Regions from separate parts of the Homo sapiens genome. Here region 1 is linked to region 2. Evidence: read pairs that join two places in POLR2A ChIA-PET (ENCODE). Cell type or tissue: GM12878. All regions are shown on one strand. Links, peaks and the distances in the headings refer to the core of each region. The heading gives the core; the rest is flanking DNA. Region 1 holds the start of LOC107984174 (a long non-coding RNA gene). Region 2 has its middle 74 kb from the start of C10orf126.

Region 1 (15,468 bases), core at 3,579-11,578, 140 kb after region 2:
TCTAGCTGCTTAGAGCAAGGTTCTATTTGTAAGTTGAAGTTCTTGAACTTCTCACCATGGTATGCAAAATTTGGTTATATGTGAAAGTGAGTGCATCTCCTGGGAAAAAGTCCTGGCTTTCCCCAGTGGCTCAAAGTCTGTGGCACATAAAGTGTTAAGAAACAGTGTTTGGGGAAGCTGTGTAATCTGGTAGAAATAACTACATCTTCTTCTGTGCTGCACTATCAAAGCATCTATCTCAGAGCCCCAGCCAGCCATTTACTTCCCTCCCTTTCTGCCACAAAAGGTCTTTGAGAAAATAGAATGTTTTAATTCATTTTTTGTGTCCTAACAGCACTAAGCCTAAGCCTGGTAAATTGAAGCATCTCAATAAGTCAGAAAAAAGGAATGGCCTTTACAGTACAGATGTTTCAGTTTTCTGGAATCTTCTAGAATCTTCTAGAATAGACTAATCCTTTATTATCATGTATCTCACTTTCTTTGCTTCACATTTTAACTATGAAAAAAAAAAGACCATTGAACTTTAACTGTGAAAAGAAAAAGACCATTATTTTTCTGACCAACTGGTTTGGTCAATGGTAGGAAGAATGTGTCTTTAGAGCATTGTTTGTGGCTCAAGTCTTTTGAGGTCCTTTGAGAATATTTCTCTAAAATTCCTTAAACTTCATTTTTTGCTGGGTGCTCTTATGGATGCTTCTGGGAAAAAAAACAAAACTGTTACTGGAAACTCACAAGGCTAGAAAGAATTTGAGCCTCATGAACAGGACAGCTAGCATTGGTCAGGAAAACAAGACCTTGGGTCTTAGTAGAAGTGCAGTTATTAACTCAAAGGTGATCTAAGGCATGTCATTCATCCCTGAGGACCTCTATTTCATCCATCTGTAAAGTGAGAATACTGGTTTAGATGAACTTTAAATACTCTTTTGGCTCTCACAATCTATAAATCTTTAACCTGGTTCATTTCCACTCTTGAGCAGGGACAGAACAGTTTAGCCTGACCGTCTAATAGAAGCAATCTCTTTGGATTAAAGTATCTGTACTGGATTTCTCTGCATGCACCTCATATCCATTTTCATGGTTTTTCACCTTATTCTTTGTCCCCAGAGGCTGATCTTTAAAGATTGCATCACTAAGTTCCCTTACCCTCTGGCTTTCAGTTAGGTTTAACCCTTGGGAGACACCAGCAGGAGATGAGAAGGTGAGAGGGAGAGAGAGAGAGGTCAAGGTTTCCACTACCTTCCGTTGTCTCCACTGGAGCCTTCTGGGGGAAGGGGCTGCACTTCTCTATTCCTTTTCACAATTCCTACCAGGGGTCCTCAGCTGTAACGACAGCTCTGAGAATTGCTGCTACTCTTCTCTTTAGGTCCAGGAGTGACATTGGCTTCCTGCTGTTGCTACTCTTGTGGGGCTTTCCCGTCTCTTGTGGTTGGTTTGTCTCCATCCTGCCCCCATCTTTGTAAAGAAGTCATTCATTAAACTCTCTTTCACCATTTTCCATTTGAGGAATGAGGTAGGCTACATCTACACACTTGGCAGAAGAGTGGTTCTGAGAAATTTTCCAGCTGCAATTTTTTATGAAATTGATTAGATATTAAATTTTTATGAAATTAATTAGATATTCAACAAACAGGATTTTTTTTTTATTTGTGAAAAAAATATAAGGGTATATTGTGGAGTGGTGAAATTAGGGTTTTTAGTGTAATCATCCCCGAATGATGTACTCTGTACCCATAAATTAATTTCTCATCCTACAACCCCTCTCCCATCCTCCCACACTTCCTTCACACTCTACCTCCATGTGTACACATTATTTTAGCTCTCACTTATAAGTGAGAACGTGTGGCATTTGACATTCAATGAACAGGAATTTATTAAACACTTTGATGGAAGTGGACCTGCATAGCCACCTGATAAAAACTATCTACACTTTTGAAATCGACCATTATGTCACAGGATAAACAGCCAATGTTGACTAATGTTTCAATCTTTTTTAAGCATGGCCATGAAAATGGTTTCTAGATTCATTGGCAGGTCCTGCGGAAGTCAGGGTTGAAGACATCTCTGCTCATAAAAGTACACCTTAGTTTGTGTACACTAAGTTTAATTTAATTGGATTACTCTCCCATGGAAGATAAAGCTTATGTTTTTTTTTTTAATGACCCAAGCTGGAGTGCAGTGGCACGATCTTGGCTCACTGCAACCTCCACTGCCCGAGTTCAAGCGATTCTCCTGCCTGAGCCTACCGAGTAGCTGGGACTACAGGCATGCACCACCACACCCTGCTAATTTTTTTGTATTTTTAGTAGAAATGGGGTTTTGCCATGTTGGTCAGGCTGGTTGTTTTTTTAATAAGAAGAATACCCACAGTATATGTGAGAGGACTGAACACGTTGCAATGTGGTTAACCAGCTGACAAGTGGCATCATTAAAAAATAGACTCTTGGCATGTTAAGGGCAAATTTTCTCCAAAAAGAAATCGGTGAAACCCATCCTAGTAGAACTATATGTCCTGCGGAAGAAGTTGGAAGAAAAATGATGCTGAGAGAAGATTCTGAGAATGTAGAAACATAGCACATTGAGATCTCTTATGAAGTCAGAGTGAATGCAGAATTGGTCATCAGTTCTCCGAAAGACTAAGAGAAAGCTAGTAGACTTGCTGATAAATTAGGATTTGAGTAAGTCTTAAAGGTGGGATAAAAATTCACAAGTGAAGTAGGGGAGGAAAAAAAGGCTTTCAAAGCAAAAGGAGAAGCACAAGGAAAGCGACTGAGGAATCACTTAGTCCATTCAGAGTGAGCAAGGAGAAAGATTTTGTTAGAGAGTACAAGGTAGAGATACAGCTGGAGAACAGATCAGAAAGGTCTGTCTATGCTATGCCAAGGACTTTGTGCTTCATCCTATAAACTGGGAGTGAGTTCCTTTTAGGAGTAAAGTTTTACTCCCAAAGGGATATGTTTAATTTCTAGCTCCTGGTGCTTGAAAATTTGATCTTATTTGGAAATAAAGTCTTTGCAGATGTAATCAAGTTAGGATGAGGTTGTTAGAGTAAGCTCTAATTCAGTATGACTGTTGTCCCTATAAGAAAAAGAAAATGCAGCCCTGTGCAGTGGCTCACACCTGTAATCCCAATGCTTTGGGAGGCCAAAATGGGAGGATCACATGAGGCCAGGAGTTCAAGACCAACCTGGGCAACATAGTGAGACCCCATCTCTACAAAAAATTTTAAAAATTAGCTGAGTATGATGGCATGCATCTGTAATTCCCGCCACTTGGGAGGCTGAGGCAAGAGGATTTCTTGAGCCCAAGAGTTCTAAGCTGCAGTGAGTTATATTGCACCACTGCACTCCAGCCTGAGCTGGAATAGAGACAGAGTGAGGCTCCGTCTCTATTAAAAGAAATCGCCCCTAATCATTTATTCACGAGTCTGTCCAAGCCAATTTGGTAATCCATCCTACAGTTGCTAACAAGAGGATCGAGGGGATGACAAGCAGGGAGCAAAGATAATAAAGTCAGTGAGTATGTAGTCACCAGGTGGATGTCACAAGGCCAGCCCTCAATGCTTGGTTGTTGATATTAATATTGGGCTGGTTGCAGTGGCTCACACCTGTAATCCTAGCACTTTGGGAGGCCAAGGTGGGCGGCTCATTTGAGGTCAGGTGTTCGAGACCAGCCTGGGCAACATAGCAATACCACAGCTCTACAAAATTAAAAAGAAAAAGAAAACTCCAAGTGAAGACAGAGACAGAGACTGGAATAAGTGATGCAGCCACAAACCAAGGAACTCAAAGGATTGAGGCCACAACTCTAAGGGAGGAAGAAGCAAGGAAGGATTCTCCTAAGACTCTCAGGGGTAGCATGGGCCCATTTACACCTTGATGTTGAACTTCTGGCCTCCAGAGCTGGGAGACAGTAAATTTCAATTGCTTTCAGTTACCTAATTTTTAGTATTTTGTTATGTGTTTACATAAGTACCTGTATGGACAAGGATTGTTGGGTAACTGTATAAAGCGAGCCAAGGGTAAAACAATAGGAAGTGGAGGCGTTGTGGCAAACTAGAGAACTTGCATTCATCTTCACATTCAAATATTGTCAAAACAGGACCTGCAGCAAACAAAAGATCTGTGGACCAAATTAGACCCATCAGCTCCCAAGTGTATGACTTCAACTACACATTGGGAGGAATTCAAGAGTTTTAAGCTAAATGCTGATATTAGTTTTGCATTGAGTAGAAGAAACACAGACTGTAAGAGGTTTTTGGGTTTTTTTCCCTCTGCTCTCACACCACAGCAATTAACAAAGAAGACTTCTGTAACCAAATGTATGGGGATTTGTCCCCACCAAGAAGCAAGCAATCAGTTCTGCAGCAGATACCAGTGAGGCACCCTCTAGCCCAATTCAATTCTGATACTGTCTACCTGGAGATAGCATCAGATTCCACAGGTTGAGGACTCAGTCCCCACGACTGACCACCTCCTCCAACTTCAGATACCAATCACAAGTCCCAGGTTGTTTTACCTGTGCTTATGACCAACCACTATAAATCAGGGATCCCACAACCCCCTCCTCTGGTTCCAGTAATTTGTGAGATCGACTCACAAAACTCAGGGAAATACTTACATTTACTTACATTCATTATAAAACGTATTACAAAGGATACGGATGAAGAGATGCATAGGGTGAGGTATGAAGGTAAGGACGTGGAGCATTCATGCCCTACTGGGAGCTCCACCCTCCAGGAACCTCCACATGTTCAGCTATCAGGAAGCTCTATGAACCCCAGCCTCTTGGATCTATTACATGGACAACCATGTAGAGATATAACTGGATAAAAGAGTATGATCTCATAGTAATAGACAGAGTGGGGAAACCCAGCCAGGCCTGTCCAGATTCCTCCTGGCCTATCTGTACAGCATTCCTTCCTTTAAGGTATAGGACAGGACCCCTTCTGAAATGGAGGTCTTATGACCTACAATCAGGCAAAGTAGGTCACAGAATTTCTTTATGGAAAGGTGGGAGAAGATTTGAGTCCTGTCTTGGGGAGAACAAGAAGCAGGTGAGAGGAAAACAGAAGAAGTTCAGAGTGAGAGATTCTATTTTCTGAGTTGTGCTTCTGAGGCCTAAAGTGCTTCAATATTATAACAAAAGACTGTAACAAAGGCTATGGGAGTTAAGAGCCAGGAACTGCAGGCTTTTCCTGCAGTAGAAGGAAACACACGCACGCACCCACGTGTGTGCAATGCAGGTGTGTGCAAGGGACTTCAAAAGGCTCACAGAAAAATAGAATTAAAAGATTAAAAATAAAATATATAAACTTTATTTCTCAACATAATCACTACAAGCTCAAGACACTTTTGTAAGTGATGATGGTGTATATCCTAATATCACATGCATTGTGGAAAAATTGCTCTGGTGGCAATGAGGAAGATGAGTTAAAGGAGAGTGAGGAGAGTTAGTAAGGAGAGTTTGGTATTAACCAGGTGAGAGATGATTCAGATGTAGATCAAGACAAGGACAGTGGATACAAAGAGGAGAGGCAGTAGGATCAACAGCACTTAAGTTTTAAAGAGGAAAGGTTGGATTGGGAAGGGGCACTGAATAGGCAGTAGCAAGAATGAATTATCTCCTGTCATGACTATGCTGTGTAACAAACCACCTTGAAACTCAGTCTGAAATAACTACTTATTCTTATGGACCCAAGGTTGGGTATGGCTTGGCTGATTCAGGCTGGGCTTAGCTGGGTGGATCTGCTTCAGGCCATGCAGCTGTGCTTCTCACTGAAGGTCTCTGGTCTGGATGAAATAGTGCTGCTCCTTGCATCCCTCATCCTTCTGAAACTAGTGAGCTACAGAGGACACATACTTCTGATTGCAGTGACAGAGGGGCAAGAGGCAAACAGAAACACACAAAGCCCTAATGACTGGGCTCAGAGTGGGCACATTGTCTGTTCCACCCATTTGCATTGGCCAAAGAAAGCTATGTAAATACGTCCAAAGTCAAGGGGCAAGGAAGTGCATACCTCCCACAAGGAATCTACAACAGTGCTGTGGATGCAGGAAGGCTGGAGAATTGAGGCCAGTAATGCCATTTGCAATAGTCTGCCCTCTGGCCACCATTAATAACATCCCTCTCATATGCAAAATGTACTCACCAGCATCCCAGAACCCCGAAAATCTCACCAAATCATGGCATGAGGCACAAAGTCCAAGATTCCATCATCTATATCAAGTCCAAATGTGGCTTTTCTGAACTTAGAGTTATATGAATTAGATAGACACGTTGTCTTCTGCATACATGTCCTGTGAAAACAGGGACAAGATAAACACAACAAACACACTCATCAGAAAAGGGAAGAAGGGAAGGCACATAGCACTGACTTGTAGCAGTTTTGAAATCTCACTTAGAAAGTGTTGCCAGGGCTTCCTGCTCTCAGTCAGGAATGTTCCCTGATGAGACTGAGCTCTGCTTCCTTCCTCTTCCTTTGGTAGTCATGGCTCTTGGTTCCCCATTCTAGGATGCCTTTTCATTTCCATCATCTTTCTTGACCATTTTGGAAGAGAGCATTAGAAACGTCCTGTTTTGGTGGCTGAGCTGTTTTTTAAGACTACCATCTTTTCCAGAGAAGGTGAGAGACTTTAATTTGGATAAGTCTTGGTCCCTTTTTAATCCTTTAGCTCTTTCCTTTAGATCTTTATTCATATATAGCTAAATGTAACCATTTCATAATTTTAACACTTCAAAAAATTACCTTGCCCAAGTCCATAAATTCATTAAGTACCCTGTGTATCTTCCAAGTTATCATAGGTTTTACCAATTTTTTTTTTACCATCGCATACAATAGGTCAGCATTGTTTCAGCCCTTTATAATACTTTGATAACCATCTTCCAGATGCCTATAATAACTTCTTCACCTTTTGCCACCCAGTCCTAAAGCCAATACTACATATGTCAAGTTTTACTTATGGAAGGACTCCACTCCCAGACTAAATTTCTGCTTTGGTTAGCTATTGCTGCAAAAATGTCACTCCAAAACTCAGGGACTTAAAACAACACGCTTTTATCCCCATGGATCTGAGAGTTGTCTGGCAAAGGGTTGATCAGGCAGTGCTGGGCTGGACACAGTGAGGCCATGGCTAAGATGCAGAGGCAGAATGCCTACTGCTCACCATGGTTTATAAAAAGGGGAAGAGCAGAGCTGAAGGGAAAGGTAAGGAGCTCAGCTTTGGAGACAATGATTTTTTTTCTTTGAGAGAGTCTCTCTCTGTCCCCCATGCTGTAGTGGAATGATACGATCTCGGCTCACTGCAACCTTCACCTCCTGGGTTCAAGCAATTCTCCTGCCTCAGCCTCCCAAGTAGCTGGGATTACAGGTGCCTGCCACTACGCCCGGCTAATTTTTATATTTTTAGTAGAGACAGATTTCACTGTGCTGGCCAGGCTGGTCTCAAACTGCTGACCTCAGGTGATCCACCTGCCTCGGACTCCCAAAGTGCTGGGATTACAGGCGTGAGCCACTGCACCTGGCCAAGACATTGATTTTATGATGCTAGTGGAACAATCAGGTGAAGAAATGGAGCATAAGAGAACTGTCTTGGGGAGAGAGAGAGGGAGAAAGAGAGACTAGAGGGTCATAAGATTGTACATTGGGGCTAAGGATGCGGGAATAGATGATCTTTTAAGATGATTACATAAAGTGACAAGAGGCTATAATATAACGTTTTAGGGTCACCAACATTTAAGAGGCTTGGAAAGGAAGAGAAGCTCACAAAAAGAACCTAGATGGAACAGAGATATGGGAGAGACACTGTGGAAGCCAAAGGAGAAGAGTTCTATTATTGTGGGATTGAATAACAGTGCCAGTTGCTGCAGTGATCAAGCAATATGGAAACGGGAAAGAGTCTTTGGGACTTGGCAATTGGTAGAGAGATCAATTAATTTATCTGCAAACTAGGACACATTTGAGAGTGAACAGAGAGGGGCTATTAATAATTACAGCAGGACAACATGTGTTCGTGGGCAAACAAGGACATATGGTCACATTAGTCTCTGGGGATCTTTGCCAGACTGTTTCTACAGAGTAACTGCAGTGTAAGCTTGGCTTGCAGTGGGCAGAGGTGTCATATGGAACATGAAGGAGTTGAGACAGCTGGAGTATATTTCTTTCTAGGAGCCTGCTTGGATGAGGAAGTGGGACAAGAGTACAGTAACAAGACCACAGGCTTGGACAGATGTTTGAATCACCTTTTTTTTTTTTTTTTTTTTTTTTGAGATGGAGTCTCACTCTGTCACCCAGGCTGGAGCAATCTCAGTTCACCACAACCTTTTCCTACCGGATTCAAGTGATTCTCCTGCCTCAGCCTCCAGAGTAGCTGGGATTACAGGCACACACCACCACGCACAGCTAATTTTTGTATTTTTAGTAGAGACGGGGTTTCACCATGTTGGCCAGGCTGGTCTCAAACGCCTGACCTCAAGTGATCAGCCCGCCTTGGCCTCCCTGAGTGCTGGGATTACAGGCATGAGCCACTGCACCTGGCCAAATCAACTTATAACAGAGAAGTCCTTAAACAGCTTTTAAGTGTAACCAAATTCAACTGACTGTGAGATTTTTTTTCCAGAGGATTTAGAAAGTAGAACCTGCTAGTAAGACCTAGTAAGACCACCCCCTCCCCCACTCCATACACACACACACACACACACACACACACACACACACACACACATATATATATATATGACATTGGAAAAGGACAATGGGAAAGAATAATCCCATTGGCTCAGGTTGTGGCACCATTTTCAGCAACAGCAAAACCATATTTGTACACACACCTTTGAAATATTCTGTTGTCAAAGGACCTCAGTAAAATGCACTATGGAAAACTCAAAATAAATATGCTATGATACGACTAAGTCTCAAAGTGTATTGAGAGTATTAGAACACTCGCTGCTTGCAGCATACAGCCTCTTCATTCTCTGACCTTGCTAACTTCCCTTCCAAGCCTTCCCTCCTCCACCACACCCAATCTACTGTTAAAAAGTATTCTGAAACCAGACTGATGGCACAAGTCCCAGCTTCAGCAACCCTCTTTGTTAACGGTATCTGTTGGCTCAGGAGTTCATGTGACCAGGCATCAGGAATAATTTCATGATAATCTAGGTTGAGTTTTCTCTTTCCCATCAATGCCAGAGAGTGAGAATGCCAGTCCCACTGATTTCAGGAGCCGGCACAGGACACAGGTCTGGGCTTTATCTCAGTAGTCAAGTTTCTTTTATTGGATTGCCTATGGGGGAAATCTCAGCTCTCAGGCATCACAATGAATGATTCTGAGAGCTTTTACTTGATCTCTAAACTTATCTGCGTATTTATGCAGATTTTGGTTCTTTTTTAAACAACCCTTTCAATTCACTAGTGACTAACAGAATAGCAATACATTTTGGCTAGGCAGAACGTGAGAAGTGAAGTTACATTTGAAAAAGAGTCTTTTCTTTTAGGACATAAAAGATAACTCTCTCAACAACTGGCAATCGTGAAACCACTTTGCCAACAACAGGGTCCCAAGGATGAGAGCCAACCTATTTTAAACATGTCTTAATTTCACTGAAATTTCAGGACTGTTTTTTTAAAACATTCAAAAGACAGAGTTTTAAAGGCAAGCGTATAAAATGTAAATTGCTTCCTCTGGTTATTGCAGAGTGAGGGGTGGTTGTTCCTATTCTTGTTTCTGAATGAGGAGAAAATGCTCATCAGTTCTGGGTGGGATGCATTAACTGGGACACACTGAATACCACAATGGTTAAGTCAGAGCTGACTTCTAAGTCCTGGCTCCATCTTTTATTAGCTGTGTGACTTTGGGTAAGTTAATCAACCTTTCTGTGTTTTATTTTTCCTCCAGTATAAATAGAGAGAAATCATAATGGCCACCTCATAGAACTCTGTCGTAAATATTTAATGAGGCTGTGTTTGTAAAGCCACCTGGTACAAGACAATTATAACATAAAATAAAAGCTCAGTAAAAGTAAAATACATGACTATTTCTTTTGTCATAGATCCGGCCTGAGGAGTCCCAGAAACCAACTTCAAGAAGACCACCAGGAGTTTAATACCAGCCTGGGCAACATGGTGAGACCCTGTCTTTACAAAAACATTAAAAAATTAACTAGGTGTGGTGGCGTACACCTGTAGTCCCAGGAGGCTGAGGTGGGAGGATCACCTGAGCCCAGGAGTGTGAGGCTGCAGTGAGCTATGATTGTGCCGCTGCACTCCAGCCTGGGTGACAGAGCAAGAACTCATCTCAAAACCAAAAACAAAAAAAGAAGAAGGCTTTAAAAAACCTTAATATGTGAGAAAAACTATTGCAGGCTCCAAACCTCAGGTCTGAACAATGGGGCATGTGCTCTGTACCCACCAATGATGCTCTCTGCAAATAAATGTTCAAGTTTAGGGAGCTCCTAGCAATAGTGGGAGAGGGAGCTTAACTCAGAACAGGACTTCTAGCTCCTTCAGCCCGGTGCAGGTCTGGCTTCGAGTAGCATCAGGAATCGACTTCTGTGTGTTCCTCACATTGGAACTCTCCAAGTTATTGGTTTGGTTCTCCATTCACAGCCTTTCAAACTGGCATTTTCCTGAGTTTTAGCTCTACCAGACCTGTGGACATGGAACCCTGGCCTTCCAGCTCTGTCTTAAAGATGGTCTCATAGTGATATTCACTCCTGGGCTGGCACTCCTTCCTTATGAGAGACCCTCTGCTACTGATTGGGGGACTGTTTTAGTTGTACAGAGAACAGGGCGTTTTGTCACTAATGACAAAGGACCAAGTGGAATATTATGAGTAAGTTATATACAAACTATCCTCTGTAAACCAATATTGCTAGTATATTTTACTTTTTAATTTTTATTTTATTTATTTATTTATTTTTGAGACAAGGTCTCCCTCTATCACCAAGGCTGGAGTGCAGTGGTGCGATCTCAACTCACTGCAACCTCTGCCTTCCGGGCTCAAGCGATACTCCTGCCTCAGCCTCTCAAGTAGCTGGGAGTAAAGTTGCGTGTCACCATGCCCGGCTAATTTTTATATCTTTTTGCAGAGACATTGTCTCCCTATGTTGCCCAGGCTGGTCTCAAACTCCTGGGCTCAAGCGATCCGCCTGGCTCGGCCTCTCAAAGTGCTGGGATTACAGGTGTGAGCCACCACACCCGGCCTAGATTTTATTTTGTTAATGCAATGTTTCTGGGAGATGCTTTCTTAAAACGCAATAAATATAAAACTACAAAAGAAAAGTCAATCTCAAAATAACTCTTTATTAGGACTTTTAGACTAGGTCAGGGAACTATTTGGATTGTAAAGGGAAATCCTAGGAGCTTACTTTTAAAAAACAGTCTTAAGTTCATACAGTGAAAAAAAGATTGTGGAAGAACAAAGTGTTCTTTTAAGTTCTGATAGAAAAAAACACATTATGCTTTGCTGAAGATCCTAAAACGGGGGGGAGATATTGATGATCTATCATCTCTGAGCATGTTTCATGGTGCTTTAAAAAGTCCCTTTTAAAGTGTGAATGTATATATATCTCCATAGAAACAATTTTATAGGATGCCCTAGAGGTTTTGAACATGTTTATACTTCTTTGCACAGAAATTCTGGTTCTAAGTTGCTCTCCTACAACAAATATTTATTGAGTGCCTACTCAAGAACTCTTGTGAAGAATTTTTCTGGGCAGTTGAGATACATCCAAGAAGAAAGACACTTAACACTGTCCTCTCTGAGCTTACATTCTAGCGGGTAGTTACAGATAAGGATGCAGATATTGAAGGAATAAATTACAGAGCACATTTGAGGGATTCGTGCTAGGGAAAAAGCAATGCAGGGAGGGGAACCAGGAATGTGGCTCAGCATGGAGCAGGTTACAGCATAAATAGGGATCTATAGCAACATTTTTAATGGCTACAAAGAATTTCATTATTTGGAAGCACCATAGTTTATTACCAATTAAATTTATTCCAAATTCATTATTATACATAAAGCTTCAATGAACATCCTTATATGTCTGCCTATCTATCTATCTATCTATCTATCTATCTATCTATCTATCTATGCCTATTTAGCTATCAATGTATTTTTTTTAAGACAAAGTCTTGCTTTGTTGCCCAGACTGGAGTGCAGTGGTGCAATCTCAGCTCACTGCAAGCTCAGCCTCCTGGGTTCAAGCTATTCTCCTGCCTCAACCTCCTGAGTAGCTGGGATTACACACCACCACACCCGCCTAATTTTTGTATTTTTAGTAGAGACAGGGTTTCACCATATTGGCCAGGCTGCTCTCGAACTCCTGACCTCAAATGATCCTCCCGCCTCAGCCTCCCAAAGTATTGGGATTAGAGGCGTGAGCCACTGGACTTAGTCTGTCTTTCTATCTATCTATCTATTTATCTATCTATCATCTATCTAATACCTGTCTGGTTGTTTTCTTAGGATAAATTTCTAAAAGTTAAATTACTAAGGCAAATTTTTAACAATTTTATTTATTTATTCTTATTTTTATTTATTTTATTTTTATTTTTGAGACAGAGTCTCACTCTGTCACCTAAGCAGGAGTGCAGGGGCATGATCTCAGCTCACTGCAACCTCTGCCTCCCAGGTTCCAGGGATCCTCCCACCTCAGCCTCCTGAGTAGCTGGGACTACTGGCAAGCCTGCTTCATTTTTTTGTTTTTGTGTTTTTTTTTTTTTTTTTTTTGTAGAGATGGGGTTTTGCCATGTTGCCCAGGCTGGGCTCGAACTCCTGGGTTCAAGTGATTCTCCTGACTTGGCCTCTCAAAGTGCTGGGACTACAGGCGTCAGCCACCATGCCAGGTCAAGTCAAATATTATAAGTTTAAGACTTATCTTAATAGTAATCAATTATAATATTAGAATTTCCCCAAATAAAAAAATATAGTTATAAGTTTTTCACCAGGAAAGAGATCACTGACATTCATTGAGTTTTTCCAACATCTTCACAAGAGCACTGATGTGTCCTACCATTTAATCTTATATTTACTTACTTTCTATTTTTAATTTGATAGATAGTTCAAACTTAGTTCTGGGTCAGACCAAGGCAAACATCCTGCCAATGGGAGATACTCAACAGCGGAATGACCACAGGTTAACTAGTCATTTGTTGGCAAAACCTTTTAAAATTCTGTTGATGAATGGCATAGAAATGATCAATTGTATTAAAGCATGGTCTTTACATTTCAGACTTTTCAGAGTGGTATGTGATGTTATGGAGAATAAGTTTCAGATTTTATAGGTTGAATCATATAAAATTGAAGGTCTTCAACTATTTTTAACCTATAAAATTGACCATTTTGTATGGGTCAATCTAGGAAATTGGAAGTTCATTGGTTGCTTATAGAAAGGTGATGGAGTAAATTCCACATAAAAATTCCTTTGGCCAATAAGGGCACCTCACCTAAGAAATAGCTCTTAAATATATTATGATATCAGATGTTACAAATATCTTTTTAATTTTTAAAAATACGCTGAATGAATTCAATTAGCAATGTTAGGTCACAGCGTGCTAACAACTTCAGAGTTAAACATAAAATCAAAATTTTAATTTGGAGGCTTTGGGGATTTGGGGGAAAGGGTGGCAGGTGGTGAGGAATAAAAGACTACACGTTAGGTACAATGTACACTGCTTGGGTGATGAGCGCACCAAATTATCAGAAATTACCACCAAAGAACTTATTCATATAACCAAACACCACTTATTCCCCAGAAACCTATTGAAATAAAAAAAAATAAATTTTTGACTGAATATGCAATAGAGAATAAGTTCTACTTATTCTATTTTATGGAATGAAGTGCTGCCCTTCCTACCAAAAAAAAATTTTTTTTTTTCTGAGATGGAGTTTCACTCTTGTTGCCCAGGCTGGAGTGCAATGGTGTGGTCCTGGTTCACTGCAACCTCCGCCTCCCAGGTTCAAGCAATTCTCCTGCCTCAGCCTCCCAAGTAGCTAGGATTACAGGTGCCCATCACCACGCCCAGCTAATTTTTGTATTTTTAGTAGAGACCGGGTTTCAGCACGTTGGCCAGGCTGGTCTTGAACTCCTGACCTCAGGAGATCTGCTTGCCTCGGCCTCCCAAAGTGCTGGGATTACAGGCATAAGCCACCACACCTGGCCCAAAAAATTGTTTTTAAAAAGAGAACAAATTCTGCTCTTCTGAAATTGAGTGAAAGTATGATGAGAGAAATTGAGTGAATGTCTCATAGAGATGCCAAGCTAGGTTTTCTGTTGTTAATTAGATCACTGAAAAATCTCATGCTATAGGATACATTTGAATAATTTTTTCTACCACAAAATGTACAGACAATAAAATAATGGAGTGGTCTACCCACTGCCAGTGTCTAAACTGAACGCTAACTGTAGCAGAAGGATGCTTGTAGCTGAAACCCAATTAAAATATCTTAAAGTATACAGACTTTTCTCTTTTTACATAACCAAAAGTCTGGATGTCTCAACACTGTCATCAAGGACTTGGGTGCTGTCACTCTTTCTACATCTTTAATGTGTTGTCCAGGTCTCTAGGTGTGGCATCTCATGATTGCCAGATAGCTTCTTAGTTCTAGGGTCATGAGCACCCCTCAAGAGTGCCTTGCTGGAGTATGTTCTCACATGCCTTTCAGATATCCCCTGGCCCCACACTTTGGAAATACAGTCAGGCGTGGTGACTCACGCCTCTAATCCCAGCACTTTGGGAGGCCAAGGCGGGCAGATCACCTGAGGTCAGGGGTTCGAGACCAGCCTGGCCAATGTGGTAAAACCCCATCTCTACTAAAAGTACAAAAATTAGCTGGGCATGTGGTGGCACCTGTAATCCCAGCTACTCAGGAGGCTGTGGCAGGAGAATTGCTAGAACCCAGGAGGCAGAGGTTGCAGTGAGTCGAGATTGCGCCATTGCACTCCAGCCTGGGCAACAGAGTGAGACTCTGCTTCCAAAAAACAAAAACAAAAACAAAAACAAAAAACCCCCGAAATACTAGAATGTTAAGGGGACCTAGAAAACTTTGATTATTGACATCACTCAACTTCATCCTTGAAGAATGAGAAAGAGCTCAGCCTCCCTGAAAGGAAGTGACTGTTTAGATAAGGATGAGCAAAACAGAGGTACTGTTAGCAAGAAAGAAATGGGGCAATGCATATTGGAGAGGGACCCTAGAGCATAGGTCTCAATGGCAAAGTCAGTAATAATTAAAATGAATCATCAAAAAAAAGGTGCAAGTGCCCTGCCTTGGATTTTCCGTAACTCAACACCTCTGGATTCAGATCTGATTTCAACTGGAATCCATGTCATGGTGTGGTCTCCCCCACATTGACTCATAACTATAAGCTGAGTTTTGGTGAAGTGAATCTAATTTTCCCTTTGATTTATTTTATGATAAGCTTTCCCCACATTTTCCTGTAGTCTGAATTTAAAACAGTTTGTAAGAGTGT
Region 2 (15,468 bases), core at 4,251-12,250:
CCTCAAAGTCATGATTATTTGGATAATAAGAAAACACAGGCTGGGTACAGTAGCTCACAGCTGTAATCCCAGCACTTTGGGAGGCTGAGGCAGGAGGATTGCTTGAGCCCAGGAGTTTGAGACCAGCCTGGGCCACATGGTAAGACTCAGTTTTTACATAAAAAATTGTTTTTAAAATGAACCAGGAGTGGTGGCTCGCATGTAGTCACAGCTACACGTGAGGCTGAAAAAAGGAGGATTGCTTGAGCCCAGGAGTTCAAGGCTGCAGTGCAGTGAGCTATGATTATACCACTGCACACCAGCCGGGCAATAGAGCAAGACCCTGTCTCAAAAAAACAAAACAACTCCTCTCCCCACCTCGAAGCCCCACGATCTTTTTGGTAATTACAGGTGAGTGAGGTCTGGGGACTTACTAGTTCTAACTGGGATAAGTGCAAAGCATTACTATGTCTATAAGATACCTTCCATTTTTTAAAAAGCAAACTTAAAAGTTGAAACAATTCCATATTTTACATGTCTTTAGAGGTTCTCATTATGTACGTAGGTGAAATAATCACAATGTAACTGAAATGTTTAGTTTTCAGCCAGTGGTTTGATTTTCTCTGCTATAATCCCTCTTACTCTGACCTTGATATTCCTCACTCCCCAACAGCTAATCCATTGGTGAGTTAAAGATTTCTCAAATCTGCCAGTATGGTGGCTTACACCTGTAATCCCAGCACTTTGGGAGGCCGAGGTGGGAGGATTGCTTGAGCCCAGGAGTGCGAGACTGACCCAGGCAACAGAGTGAGACCCTTTCTCTACAAAAAGTAGAAAAATTAGCCAGGCGTGGTAATGCACGCCTGTGGTTCCAGCTACTTGGGAAGCTGAGATGGGATCACTTGAGCCCAGGAGGTCAGGGCTGTAGTGAGCTATGATTACACCACAACACTCCAGCCTGAGTGACATTGCAAGACCCTGTCTTCGATAAATAAATACATACATAAATAAATAAAAATAATGCAAACACATTTTTAATTTACAAGACACTCTTTGAGAAAACTATATTCTGGGAAGGGATTATGAAGCTGGATCTGGAATCGTGCCTGGTTCCCGTCCTCTGGCTCATTCATGAAGTGTTGGATGAAGCACTTTGCTGAGCCTAAAGAGTCCTGCTGTGTGGGATGAGGTGGGTGGAGGGACTTGTTAATGCTCATGTCCCATCCAGGGCCCCCTTATGCTCTTCTGATCCAATTCCCAGGAACATCAACTCCATAAAAACATTCCTCTCCCTCGAGCCGCCCATTAACCTTTCTGAGTTGGCTAATGATTAATGTCATTAGCTTCGGAATGCGATGGCAACTCCCCAAGAGGGTATGGCACCCACAGTGTTGTGGGTTGTAAGAACTGTGCAAACCAAGCGAGCTGTCCTCAGTCTGGGTGTGGAGATAATGGTTTTACCCCCTCCAACAGTGACTTTTATTGCAGTCATAATTACTCATCTGTTCAGTTAGCACCTGCCCTACCAGTGGGGAGAGAGAACCCAAATAATAATGTCAAGTTTACCCAACCTAACCAATGCAGACATCACCAATGATGTGATGACCTTGTGTTTGGAAAGCGAAGGTCTCCTTGGGCAGGGGAGCAGCCCAACCACATTTTCTCAGGAACTGCTCTGATTTCCTTTATCCTTGGCCTGGCTCTAGCAGGTTAAACCTTTATGAGATTGTCATTCCCATAGGTCAAAAATGACCAAATATAAGGAATTTCATAGGGTTCAACCCAATATAGTTTGTTCTTGATTTTTCTAGAGTAGTGATAAAAGACACGGGTAGAAAGTAATAAGCAAAGAGAATAACTTGTCAAGTAAGAAAACTCTAACAAAGTTAGGGGTAGTATATTTTAAAAGCTTACTTGCCCTGGAGAAGACTATGCGTATTATACACTCTTGCATTAATATTATATGCATGTGGATTTTGAAATATTTCAACTCCTTGGGTGAGACATTTAAGGTAATGAGTTCCTGAAGTTTCATGTCACTACAGTGCCTGAAAATCGTTTTCATGGAATTTTCATTAATTTCTAATAGATGAGAAGGTTGTATTTACAAAATGAGTGATTGTTGCCTTAGAGATCAGGCAGGACATTGCCAGTAATGAGGGCAGACTGCAGTCAGGAAGTCTTGTTTGAATTAATAGTAAGTGAACTTCAAGACAGCAGAAGTCACTGCTTGTCCCAGATGTCTAATGATGAGTAAGTGAAACAGGAAAGCAAGGAGAACTAGCGCTGCTTGCCTACTGTGTGGCAGCTCTTCACATCCTCTTTCCTTTCATCTGCATACAACTCCACAGGGACAGGGATTATTGTCACCATTTCACAGATGCTCCGAGCAGTATTAAATCAACTGTCAAAGTCCATATCACTAGACATTGGCAGAGCCAGCATTTATGGCCAGCTCAGTTGTATTCAAAGCCTCATCATTTGCTTATGCCAAGAAAGACTGGATGACTTGGTACCAAAGGTGGTCCATGTTTATGGCTTTGGGCCTGGCATCTTCAGAAGTGTCTTAGTTTGGGATTGTGCATGCTGGTGCCATTTTCCTGATTCACAGGTCTCCTCAGCAAGCACTGGAGAAGGCATCCTCAAGTATAAAGCATTGGGACTTTGGGTTGCATTAAAATTTGCCTCCAGTTACTCCCAGCAGAGCTTGGAACGCAGTAGTCAATAAAGCAAATATATATATATTTTTTGAATTTTATTATAAGAGATACATAGTGTATATATATATATTTTAATTTTACTATAAGAGATAAGGTCTTTGTCTGTCACCCACGCTGGAGTGCAGTGGTGCAATTATAGCTCACTGCAGCCCTGACTTCCTGGGCTCAGGTGATCCTCCTGCCTCAGCCTCCTGAGTAGCTGGGCCTGTAAATGCTAAAAACCAGCTGCCAGCACGTTCAGCTAATTTTTCTACTTTTTGTAGAGATGGAGTCTTGCTATGTTGCTCAGGCTAGTCTTGAACTGAGCTCAACCAATCCTCCTACCTCAGCTTTCCCAAATGCTGGAATTACAGGCATCAGCCACCATACCCAGCCTTGCATATTGTTTTGGTGGCATCTCAGATGACCTTGTTAGCTGGATTTTCTTGTCAGAAATCGAGGATAAAAAGGATTTCCAAGTCACTTTTATACAGGATGAAATGGAGCTTTGGTCGAAACCTTAAGCCACCAAACTCTTTTTGGGTTGGGTGAGAGCTGTAGGTTGAGGAGCCATTATATCAAATAACAATTATGACTGGCACTTGAAACGGTGGGGGTGGGAGAGAGGGAATAAATAGTTTGGATGCTGGCTTGGACTGCTGGGCTAATTCTGAGTGCTTCTGTTTTAATCAGCTCCCATGGCGAGAGTCATGGAAAAATACCACTTTCACATGTACACACAAGTACTGAGCTTAAGAGTAATGAGCACTAATGCAGTCATTTAATACATATTAATCTGTTTGCTTCCTCATTCTGCATCTGTCACTGCCTCTAAACCCCAGCAACCTGGAAGCTGCTAATTCTACTCTGTTGCTAGACACGCGACATAGAGAAATACCAAAAAGAAAGCATGGAAACCTAGCTTGTTTATGGCTAGTAGGTACGTGGATCTGTTACTACTGTCGATGGTGTGTCCCGTCATTCTGCTTGAGCTTTGGTCAGCTGTGTAGACAGAATTTCCCAGGAAGGGAAAACAAACAGATAAGGAAGCATTCACTGTACATTTTTCGTCCTTTACTGCCTGTATGACTAGCTGTGACAGGCTGCAGGAGATTCGATTCCACTCAGCTACCAAGGACAAGGCTTGCCATAATGGAAGCTCAGTAAATATTTGAATGCGATGCATTTTTTTGGTTCCTATTCCTGTGTTATCTAGAGGAATATAAGGCTTATGCCTTTTTCTAGAAGATGATGGAGGTAAAAGAAATAATTAGACATAAGGCATTTAGAAAGAAGACATGCAAGATGAAAGGCAAGTGAATTGAAGAGAATCATGAGTCATGGTAATGTTACAGACCCCAAAATAATATTATGTGTCTGGTTGGCTGCATTTTTTGGTGGGGCTGGGGAGGGAAACATGTTTCCTGGAGCTGAGCTGCAGAAGAGAATAGGGCCTGACACCTGGGCTGGGCAACCTAGGTTAGTCATTTAATGGCACTGAATACTTCTGTCTAACTCTTTTCAAGACGGCTAACAATCTCTAACTTAAAGGATTGTTGTAGGGATTAGGGATAAGGTCAGTAAGGGCGTGCATGACATCGACTGCCGAGAAGGAGTCAATAGATGGTAGCTCTGGCCAGGCGTGGTGGCTCACGCCTGCAATCCCTACACTTTGGGAGGCTGAGGAGAGGAAGGCAGATCACTTGAGGTCGAGACCAGTCTGGCCAACATGGTGAAACCCCGTCTCTACTGAAAATACAAAAATTAGCTGGGCATGGTGGTGTGTGCCTGTAATCCCAGCTACTCGAGAGGCTGATGCAGGAGAATCATTTGAATCCGGGAGGTGGAGGTTGTGGTGATCTGAGATGGTGCCACTGCACTCCAGCCTGGGCAACAGAGTGAGACTCCATCTCAAAAATAAATAAATAAATAAATAAACAAATAAATAAGTAAATGGTAGCTCTCATGGCCTTTATGCAGGAGGAAGGACTGGAAATGGGTGTCCTCAGTGAGTGATCAGAATTTCAATAAGTGGTGAGAAAGAGTAAAGGCATCTTCCATGTCGATGTGTCAAACTATAGTTCATTCATTTTCATAGTTGCATAGTTTTTCATTGTATGAATATCCTCCCATTTATTTGCGTGTTCTCTGGAGGATGGATATTTGGTTGTTTGCATCTTCCAGCCATTATGAACAACATGATGTACTCATTTTTGAAGGCTACCATAAGAAAAGACTGCAAATAGGATGGATTGAAACAACAGAAGTGCATTCTTATACAGGGGCTAGTCTGAAGTCAAGGTTTCTGGAGGGGTATGCTCTCTTTGAAGGCTGCCGTGAAGAAGCAATTCCATATCCTTCTCTTAGCCTCTGACATCGCTGGCAATCTTTGATGGTCCTTGGCTTCTAGACACATCCTCCATTGTCTCTGCCTCCATAGTCATGGGGGTCTCCCTACTTGTATTTTATCTTTCCTCCTTTTCTTACAAGGACACCAGTCTTATGGGATCAAGAGCCCACCCTATTAACTCCTCTTAACTGAAATAATTATATCTGCAGTGATCTGTATCCAAGTGAAGCCACATTCCAAGGCTCTGGTGAGGATATTAATTTTGGGGGGAACATTATTCAGCCCAGCACATATGGCTGTGAACATTCTTGAATCTGAGCAAAGTGCCTGTGGGCCACCCTCCCATGTCACCACTCCATGCCACTGGGTCATAGGGTGTGTGCATCTTTGTAGGATTATATCCAATGGCTCTTCCAGTAAATTGTGACAAATTATACTCCCACGAACAGTGTGTACGAGTTCCTGTTGCTCCATGTCTTAACTAGTAATTGGTACTGTCAAATTTTCTTTTTAAATTGCTAATCTGCTGTGTGTAAAGTGGTACATCTGTATGGCGTAATTTGCATTTCCCTGGTTACTACTAATTTGTTTTTTCTTCTTAAAATGTATGTTTATATCTTTTACCTATTTGCTTGTTGACTTGTTTGTCTTTTTTTTTTTTTTTCAGCTTTTTGGAGAAATTCTTTGTCAGTTCCAAAATTGCAAATTTATCTTCCAGTGTGTGGCTTATTTTTTCACTCTCTTTATGGGGCCTTTTTGATAAAAAGAAGTTCTTAATGTTAATGTAGTGAAGCTTATCAGTATTTGTCTTTAAAGTTGGAAAACTTTTGTGTTTTAAGAAATTCACCATGTTGAAGCCATAAAGATCTTTCTCCTTAATTTCTTCTAAATAATTTTGAAGTTTTGTCTTCCCCATTTAGCCACCAGGAGGTGATTCTTTTTTTTTCATGGTGTGAAGTTGGGGTCCAATTTTCTCTTTGCCCATAGGGATAATCAACTCTCCCAGCTTCATCTGTCCTTCTTACCACCCCGGATCTGCACTGTCACCCATGGTTTTAATGAATATCCATTTGTGTACCTCTGTTTGGGCTCTGGAGTCATGTGTCTTCTGGTTGGTCATTTCAGTTGTCTTCAAATTTTTGCTATTATGAATGATGATGTGACCCACATCTCTATGTGTCCATATTTGGCCCATCTAGTTTGCTATTTAATTGCCACAAAGTAATTTCTGGATGCAATTTTGCTACATTGAAGAGTAAACACATTTTGTTTTTGCTATTTTCCCTCCATGTCTCTACATCTTCCTCACCCCGCTGCCCTCCATGTGAAAGCTCTTGCCTCACCCAGGCCCTGACTCCTCACCAGGCCAGCCCTCCCCCTGCACACACAGCCCCTCACCTCTTGATGGTCCTGACAGCCCATTCTGGGCCACCATGGCGCCTCACAAGCCCCTCCCCTACCCCCACGTACCTTGTTCTATACCACCTATGGCATGAAGACAAAATTGTTCAGAAAGAGAAAGAAAAAGAAGAAAAATAGGAAGAGCATCAGCACATTTTAAAGCCTTTTAAAAATTATGCATTGAGCTATCACTTTCACAAAGGCATTAGCAATGCACACTTTCACCCCAGTGCATGACAGGGCACAGTGACCTGCAGGAAGCTCCCCGAAGGCCAAGGGTCCGCATGGTTCACTGTTATGTCTTTAGCACAGTCCCTGGCACATAGCAGATGCACAATAAAGATTTGTTGAATGAATGCCTGTACTTCTTATGTTTTCACCAGCTACTTTTTATCATTAAAAAAAAATCCACTTTGTCAATTTATAATGGCACCATGTCAGATCCAGGTACCATTCCATTGTAGGGTAGAGCAGAGCACAGGGTCTGTGTAGTTCTGAGGCATTTCTTCTACCTCTTTTCAGTAGTGCCCTCCCCACTGTCCAGCACACAGATCCATGGATTGAATCTCTGAGGTGATATCCAACACATCAAGCCAAACAGACTTTGTCTTCACAGGTTTCTCCTTCCAAAACGAAGTTTGAGACCAAATTGTGCCCAACATACAACTAGTTATGTGATCATATAACCAGAAACAGATTGTCTGTATGCCACTGTGGGTAAAAACACGGGCTACAGAATGTAGCACAATGGTCCCCAACCTTTTTGGAACCAGGGACCAGTTTTGTGGAAGACAGTTTTTCCACGGACTGGGGCAGGGGATGGTTTTGGGACGATTCATGCGCATTGCAGTTATTGTGCACTTTATTTCTATTATTATTACTTTGTAATATATAATGAAATAATTATACAACTCACCGTATTGTAGAATCAGTGGGAGTGTGGAGCTTGGTTTCCAGCAACTAGACAGTCCCATCTGGGGTGATGGGAGACAGTGACAGATCATCAGGTGTTACATTCTCATAAGGAGCTCACAACCTAGACCCCTCGCATGGGCAGTTCACAGTAGGGTTTGTGCTCCTATGAGAATCCAGTGCCACTGCTGATCTGACAGGAGGCAGAGCTCAAGTGGTAATGTGAGCAATGGGGAGTGGCTGCAAGTACAGAGGAAGCTTTACTGGCCCACCCATCACTCACCTCCTGCTGTGCGGGCTGGTTCCTAATGGGCCACAAACCACTGACCCGGGGGCTTGGGGACCCCTGATAGAGCAGACCTGAGTGAAATGCTGGCTATCCTAATTGGAAGCTAAGAACCCTTGGGAAGTTCTCTAACCTCCTTCACCTTCAACCACAATCTTCTCATTTGTGTAATGTGGAAAATAACATCTAGTTCATGGTGTTCTTGAGAGGATTAAATGAGCAATAATGTATAAAGTGCTTAACACAACACCTGCCACATAATCACAGTGGCTGCAGTGTGTTGGGCTGTAGTTATTAGCCTGACCGGGACATGGGCTTCAGAGAACTTAGAAGGTCTGTTTGCATCGCATTTCTTTATTAACTCAGTGGAAATAGAAATGCACTTCTGGGAATGGAGGAAGAAAAAAAGAACAATTTTAATTTGGTTAAACAAACTGACTCTTAAAGTTGTTGCTGTTTCTATAAGCTTTGATTCCTATAAATTTCTTTTGCCTTGCCTATGAGCAGCATACCAGGGGACCAGTAATGGCTTCACAAAGACAAGGGGCAGGAGCTCCAGACTAATGAGCTTCCTCCTAAGCAGGCTGTGTGCCCATTAAAGCCCCAAATCCTCTGCTGTCCATCTTTCTCTACTCCATGGTTTGCCTTAAAGCACAGTTCGTCAAAAGCCACCATCCTGGACTTGCCAACACACAGCTAGATGATCATAAGGTATGGAGAGCATAAATTAGCTCAAAGACATCACCTATTTTTATTTTAATTTTATTTTTGTATTTTTAGTAGAAACGGGGTTTCACCATGTTGGCCAGGCTAGTCTTGAACTCCGGACCTCTGGTGATCTTCCCGCCTCTGCCTCCCAAAGTGCCGGGATTACAGGCATGAGCCGCCGCACCCAGCCAGACATTACTTATTAAAGCTGAGATGTAACATAAGAAGAAATAAACCCATTCAATTGTCTCCTTGAATAGTAAAATACATGCTACAGGAAGCTATCAGAGATTTTGTGAGCTGTAATGTCTTTAGGAGGAATAAAAAAGATTTTGTTTTTAACAATTCTTCATCTCTGACAACCGAATACAATTTTTTTCCAACGTGACCAAAGAGTGCTGAACATCTCACCAGCAATGTCATCTTTCGCTCCACCTTGAAGTGAACAGAGTGATAAGAAAATCATTTTTTCACTAGTAGAAAAGTTATATGATTTCTAAGAATCCTTGGGCAGTCATTGCTTTGAAGACTTGTTTGACCAAAAACTCATGTTGCCCATCAAAGACTCTTAGCTTTTTCTCAACAGTTGTAATGAGAAGGATTATGATCAGTTCTTAAAAGTGTACAAGTTAACAAGATAATACTTGGCATCAAGTCCATCTCTAAGCTTCTTAAAAGGTCTTTAAAACAAACGATTAACTCTCTTCACACTACCTATGGATGGAGTAGACTTCATTGAAGGTTTGGAAAAAAAGGGAGAGGAGGGACTAGCAGGCAGGGCGGTTTTTTGTTTGTTTGTTTGTTTTGAGACAGAGTTTCGCTCTTGTTGCCCAGGCTGGAGTGCAATGGGGCGATCTTGGCTCACCACAACCTCCGCCTCCCAGGTTCAAGCGATTCTCCTGCCTCAGCCTCCTGAGTAGCTGGGATTACAGGAGCCTGCCACCATGCCTGGCTAATTTTGTATTTTTAGTAGCGACGAGGTTTCTCGTGTTGGTCAGGCTGGTCTCGAACTCCTGACCTCAGGTGATCCGCCTGCCTTGGCCTCCCAAAGTGCTGGGATTACAGGCGTGAGCCACTGCACCCAGCCAAGCAGTTCTTAAAATGCTCTTATAGCCCTTTGACCCCCCTTTCCCCACTCCCTGTGTCCTCTCTAGGCTGCCTGTCTGCTGGGTGCCCCCTTCGCTGCTTCCATGACTGCCTCTCACCCTCCCTCCTGGATTGTTCTGGCAGGCTCACATTCTTTTCCTTCTGTGATGCAGAGCAATTCCATGCTCTTCTACTAGAATTCTCAGGTTTGACTCAGAGTCCAGGGTCCAGGCAGGAAACAGAAACCACACCAGTGACTTTCACAGAAAGAATTTAATATACAGAATTGCTAACTAGAATTAGGTTACTGACCAGTTAACTGAAATGGCAGAATGTATAGTAAGGTATCCCAGAGGTAGCAATTGCAGAAGGCAGCTACCACCCCAAGGGCTGAAAGAACTATGGGAAGAGTTTGGAGCTATGAAAACATAAATGCTTGAGGATGGGCCCTGTGAAGATGGGATTCTCACCTAGGATGAAAGTGTACTTCTTAGTCAGAGCTAGTGTCTCTGAGCTGGGAGAAGAAGTGTGAGGGTCTGGGACCCAGATTTCCACAGAGGAAATATTGTCTATCTGGTGCTGGTGTTTCTAAGGCTGAGGTGTGAAGAAGCTGGCTGTGCAAGTGCTAGAAAAGCTGGCACCTGGATTCTGTGGCTGATGTGGAAAGGAACTGCCTCTGCGCAGTGAAGTAGTATTGCTACCATGATGCTCAAAAGAGTAGGAAACAGATAAGAAGAAATATGTTCCCTTCTCCTCTTCCAGCCCTGCAGTCTCCCTCTTGAATCCCTTCTTGGTGGAACCTAATAGAGCAGGTGGCCATATAGAAGTGTGGTTTGCAGGTCTGACATCAGCATCACTGAGCAGAATACAGAAGGAAGACATGGAGCTGACAGACAATAGCTTCATAACTGGTGTACACACCCAAAGCCACTAGCGTGTTTAGCAAAATCAAAGAGCTTCCAGTTGAACAGCGTTGCCCTTTCATCTCAGTGGCCTTTCTCTGTCATGGACACCTGGCTGGCACATGACTGAAGGAACTAGCAGGTGGGAAAAGGAGAGGAGAGATCAAATATTTAAGATGTGCCTCCTTTGCCCTCCAGTGCCAGATCCTTAGGTCTGGGAACTCACATCTAAGTGCTATTGGCATCTTCCTGGGACCTTAGGAAAAAATTTGCCACAGCAGTTTCCAACCTGTCTGGGAAGCACTTGAGGCTTAGCTCCTGCACCATCCACTTGGAACTGGATTGGTTGTCCTTGTCCCTGACTCTTCTATGATTTCCTCTCTGTATCCAGCTCTATTTAGATGGCTTATCCTCTGTAAATCTTCCCTCTATAAAGGCATTACTCTGCTAGATCTCCTCCATTCACCCCGCATTGCAGTCACAGCCAAGGCTCAGGCCCATGCCCATCTGATTCCAGGCCTATGGACACAACCTTTACCTCTCAGGACAGGGGGAAGTGATGCTTTTAAAATGTCAAATCTTGTCTCCTTCCCAATAATTTTAAATATGATTTCCATATAATGATAAGGCTTTGTGAGATTCAGAGAGGTTAAGTAGCTTGCCCCAAATCATACAGCTAGAAAGTGGTAAAGCCTGGGTTTCAATACTTGATGGTTTGGCCCTGTCTCCTACCTTGAAGATGACACTTATGTGGAAAATAAGTGGCAGTTTCCTCTTTCTTCTCCCAATCTCTCATCTATGAATGAAATTAGTAAAGGATAATCCAGGAGTGGTGGTTTACGACTGTAATCCCAGCACTTCGGGAGGCCAACGCAGGAGGATCACTTGAAGTCAGAAGTTTGAGACCAGCCTGGGCAACATAGAAAGACTCCACCTCTACCAAAAAAAAAAAAAAAAAAAAAAGAAAAAAGGGAAAAAAAAGGAAATTAGTAAAGGATACTAGCATTCCTTCCTGCTGGTTGAATTCTGCCTCAGAAGGTTTCTTAGCACAGTGCTCTAGAACACCACTACCAATTAAATGGAGCTGGCACACGAGATGAAACTTACTTAACGTGTTTGCCATGAGCCACCCTCTTTTCTTTCTTTTTTCTTTTTCTTTTTTTTTTTTTTTTTTTTGAGTCGGGGGTGATGGGTAGATCTCGGCTTACTGCAACCTCCGCCTTCTGGGTTCAAGCAATTCTCGTGCTGCAGCTTCTTGAGTAGCTGGGATTACAGGCGGGCGCCATCACGCCCGGCTAATTTTTGTATTTTCAGTAGAGACGGGGTTTCATCATGTTGCCCAGGCTGATCTCGAACTCTTGACCTCAAGTGATCCGCTTGCCTCGGCCTCCCAAAGTGCTGAGATTTTTGGCTTAAGCCACTGCGCCCGGCCCTATTTTCTATGTAATTTGAAAGGCGCTGTAGAATTTGATGAGTCGGGAAGCAGAAGCAACTGTGGCTCCACAACCTTTTTCTCCTCTGCTTTTAAGGCATGTGTTCTTTTGGGGTGGATCTGATTTTGTTCTGGTGTTCTGAATCAAAGCAGAAGCACGTGCAGGGGAGGTGGGAAGGGTGTCAGTGTAATCACAAAGGGGAACGCTCCCTGGCTCCAGCTCTCAGGAGGCTCCTGAGGGCTCCCGAAGAAAACTGTGCTGCCTTCTGGATTCCAGGCAGCACAGGCTCCCTTCAGTTGAACCTGAGGCAGTTCCAGCCCGCCAAGCCATTTCCCTTGGCCACCCAGAGCTAGACGGGGAAGAGGTAAAGGAGATTTTGGCAAGAACAGGCTACTGGCCCCTGCTGCTAAAACATGCCTGCCCACAGTGCTTCAGAGAAAGGTATTACTGAGGTTCCGGGGGAACGCCCTGATTGTCTCTGGAATAGGGATCCTTCAGGGCACGGGTCTGAGCGCAGCACTGGGGTGCCACTGGAGAGCCACATGCACCCACCTCCTTCCGTCTCCCCGCATCCTCCCCATGTGTGGAAGCACCCCTCTGTACCACGGGAGCTTGTAGAGCAAAGCTAACATACGGTAATGTCAGCTCGGCCAAGAGAAATAAGGCGGCGGGGCTGGCTGCGCACCAGAGGGAGGCGGCGGCCCCTAACCGAAGGTTTCCGCACGGAGAATTACGCCGCAGAAGCAGCAACAGACCCGCGTATTCATGAGCTCGTGTCACCGGGAGGTCGCTGCCAGGCCTTAGCCCAACCACCATTTCGTTTCAGGAAATGCTGCCAGACTCCAAAATCAGCATAGCAAGGCTGTCCTGATACTTAGATGCGTAAATCAGGGCCGCCGAGGGGGTCGGCCTGCGGCCACTGGGCGCAAGCGAGGAAGACGCCGGGCCAGTGCTCAGGCTCCAGATCTGATTGGCTTAATGTGGTCTGGGACAGATCATCCTGAGCTTCTGAGGCGCAGAAGGAGAGGAAAAGCCTGCCATGGGAGCTGTGTGGTTTCTCAAAGCCAATTTGGTGCAGAGGCTCAGCGGCAGGGCTCGATGACCTGGGACCGGTGTTGCTGTGTTCCCGGGGAGTCAGGTATCAGGACACACATGTGAAGCACTCTGAGGACCCTGTCACCTGCCCTGAGGATTAGACCTGAATTATTTATAGTCCTCCTTTTGCTTTACAAGCCCTGGGGCAAGTGGTTCAGGCTGGCAGGATGAAAATTGGCGTGTGAGTTTTGGGAGGAGTATTCACTAACTTTACTTGTTTTGTGATTCTCTTGGAAGGTAAATAGGGCAAATAAATAACCCACATTTCCTCTGTTTTCCACTAATCAAGGAGGGATTTGCTTGCTTACTTATCAAGTGTGTCTGGTACTCACCTAGATAGAAATATGGACCGGAGGAAAGGTGTTTCTCTCTGTGTGTACATATTAAATAGATCTGTATGCCTTTTCTCGTATTAGAAAAAAAGAGGCCGGGTGCGGTGGCTCACGCCTGTAATCTCGGCAATTTGGGAGGCCGAGGCAGATGGATCATTTGAGGTCAGAGTTCGAGACCAGCCTGGCCAGCATGGCGAAACCCCATCTCTACTAAAAATACAAAAAAAAAAAAAGAAAGAAAAAGCGGGGCGTGGTGGTGGGCATCTGTAATCCCAGCTACTCAGGAGGCTGAGGCAGGAGAATCGCTTGAACCTGGGAGGCAGAGGTTGCAGTGAGCCGAGATTGCGCCACTGCACTCCAGCCTGTGCGACAGAGCAAGACTGCATCTCAAAAAAAGAAAAGAAAAAAAAGAAAATAAAGGCAAGCAATGGAGAGGGTGGTTGTGGTTCACAGAGGTCTGTGAGAAAATGTGACATGAGAGATTGATGTGCTAGTTCTCCTGCTGCACCACCGCTGGGTATGACACGTGCTCCCTGCACTGAGTCCCTTTATCTGATAGGACATTGCCATCATGTCACTTAGAAAAGCTCACTGAAATTCTGCTACAATTCCCTCTACTTTGAATGGAAGGAATTTGTTAGCTTAAGCGTCTTCCAGGAAAGAATATTGTATCAGGAGGTCATCGGGATGTCTCCTAAAACCCCTCAATGTCTTACTAGCCGTATAAATTGGACGGAGTTCCTAACTTTTTAGGCCCTTGGTTAGTTTATCAATGAAATGGAATCGTACACATATACGCATATGCAGACGTATATATGAATATACATACATCTATGTATACTCACATATCACACACATAGAAGCCAGTTGCAACCATTATATGAAAACATTGTCTGAATGTGTGTTCTGATTAGAAATTAAAGATTAAGACATTACACGCATTTGTGTAGTGTAAGCACACTATTAATATTTTTTGAGAATGGTGACTATAGCTGATGATTGATGATAGAAATCCAGGTCTTATGAAGTGTGCATGAAATATTAGCCTGGTGAATCCTACTTTTAAACTACGTTTAATCCTACTTTTTCCAGGGCAAAGTCATTTGCTGTCATGCTTGGAAGGAGTAGAACCAAGTGTTTATGAGCATGGACTTTGGAGTCAGGTAAACAGAAGTCCAAATCCTGTTTCTACCACTAATAGCTGTGTGACCTGGGGCAAGTCACTTAACCTATCTGAGCCTGTATTTTTTTTATTTATGAAATGGAGATAAAGATGCTTGACTCATGGCTGGTTGGGACCGCATACTGCCCACTGGGTAGTGCCATGTCAGGTTGTGATTTCTTGAAACCATCAGGATCAAACAGGCATTCTGAAGATGACGGAATAGAAGCATGCAAAGAACTCAGGTCCCTGATGACATGGTTGAACCACTGGATTAACAAACCTTGAAAAGCCACTCAATTTTCAGACTTCTCGATACAGAACATAATATGACCTCTTATTGGTTCAAGCCAGTTGAACTGGTGGTTTTTTTCTGTTACTTGTAGCTGAAAATTTCCTAACTCATAAAATAACTTTATCTTAAACAAAATTAAAAGCGTTTTACCAACCAAAGCCACAAGTGGTGTAGACCAGCAGTCCCCAACCTTTTTGGCACCAGAGAACTGTTTTGTGGAATACAATTTTTCCACAGACCCAGGACAGGGGTAGGGTTGGGGGGATGGTTTCGGGATGAAGCTGTTCCACCTCACATCATCGGGTGTTAGATTCTCATAAGAAGCGTGCACCCTAGATCCCTCGCATGCATAGGTCACAGCAGGGTTTGTGCTCCTATGAGAATCTAATGCCACCACTGATCTGACAGGAGGCGGAGCTCAGGCGGTAATGCTAGCTCACCGACTGCTCACCTCCTCCTGTGTGACCTGGCTCCTAAAAGGCCACAGACCACTACTGGCTTATGGCCTGGGGGTTGGGAAGACATTTTTGCTAAACAGAGGAAAATTAGGATGAAATCCAGGGAGGAGGCTTAGGTAACATTTAGGGTAACAAATTGAAGGGAGTCTCCAGGGATGCTCTTCCAAGGAGAGGGTTACCAAGGGAACTGTGGTCACTTTACTTCCAGGAAGGCTGTAAAATGTTTGGATCAGGAGAGGGCCATGTTTGAAGGTTTTTAAAGAGTTTTTTGCTTCTGAATTATGTATGCGTGTGGAGCATGGACTGGAGTGAGCAAAGATTCCATTATGGGGAATGTTTCTCAAAGACTGTTGTAACAGTCCAGGTGAGA

Evidence for each region. ChIA-PET counts read pairs that join two places held together with the same protein. Peaks named below come from ENCODE experiments on the same cell type or tissue, not always from the same donor. Only the 100,000 strongest peaks of a DNase experiment are listed, where the experiment ranks them.
Region 1: POLR2A ChIA-PET joins it to region 2 with 13 read pairs; 2 of 35 experiments call an interaction of 5 or more read pairs at or near these places.

Annotation. Positions count from the first base shown.
Region 1 is chr10:29,048,874-29,064,341 of GRCh38, forward strand. It overlaps LOC107984174 (a long non-coding RNA gene), which reads left to right and starts at 9,182. Exons shown (of 3, transcript XR_001747284.1): 1 at 9,182-9,234; 2 at 10,045-10,117. In GM12878, for the core only: no CTCF peak of the experiment used is centred there; no DNase peak of the experiment used is centred there.
Region 2 is chr10:28,912,734-28,928,201 of GRCh38, forward strand. No RefSeq gene overlaps it. Among named protein-coding and RNA genes, the nearest start is that of C10orf126, 74 kb to the left of the region's middle. RefSeq lists an enhancer at 12,481-13,179. In GM12878, for the core only: no CTCF peak of the experiment used is centred there; no DNase peak of the experiment used is centred there.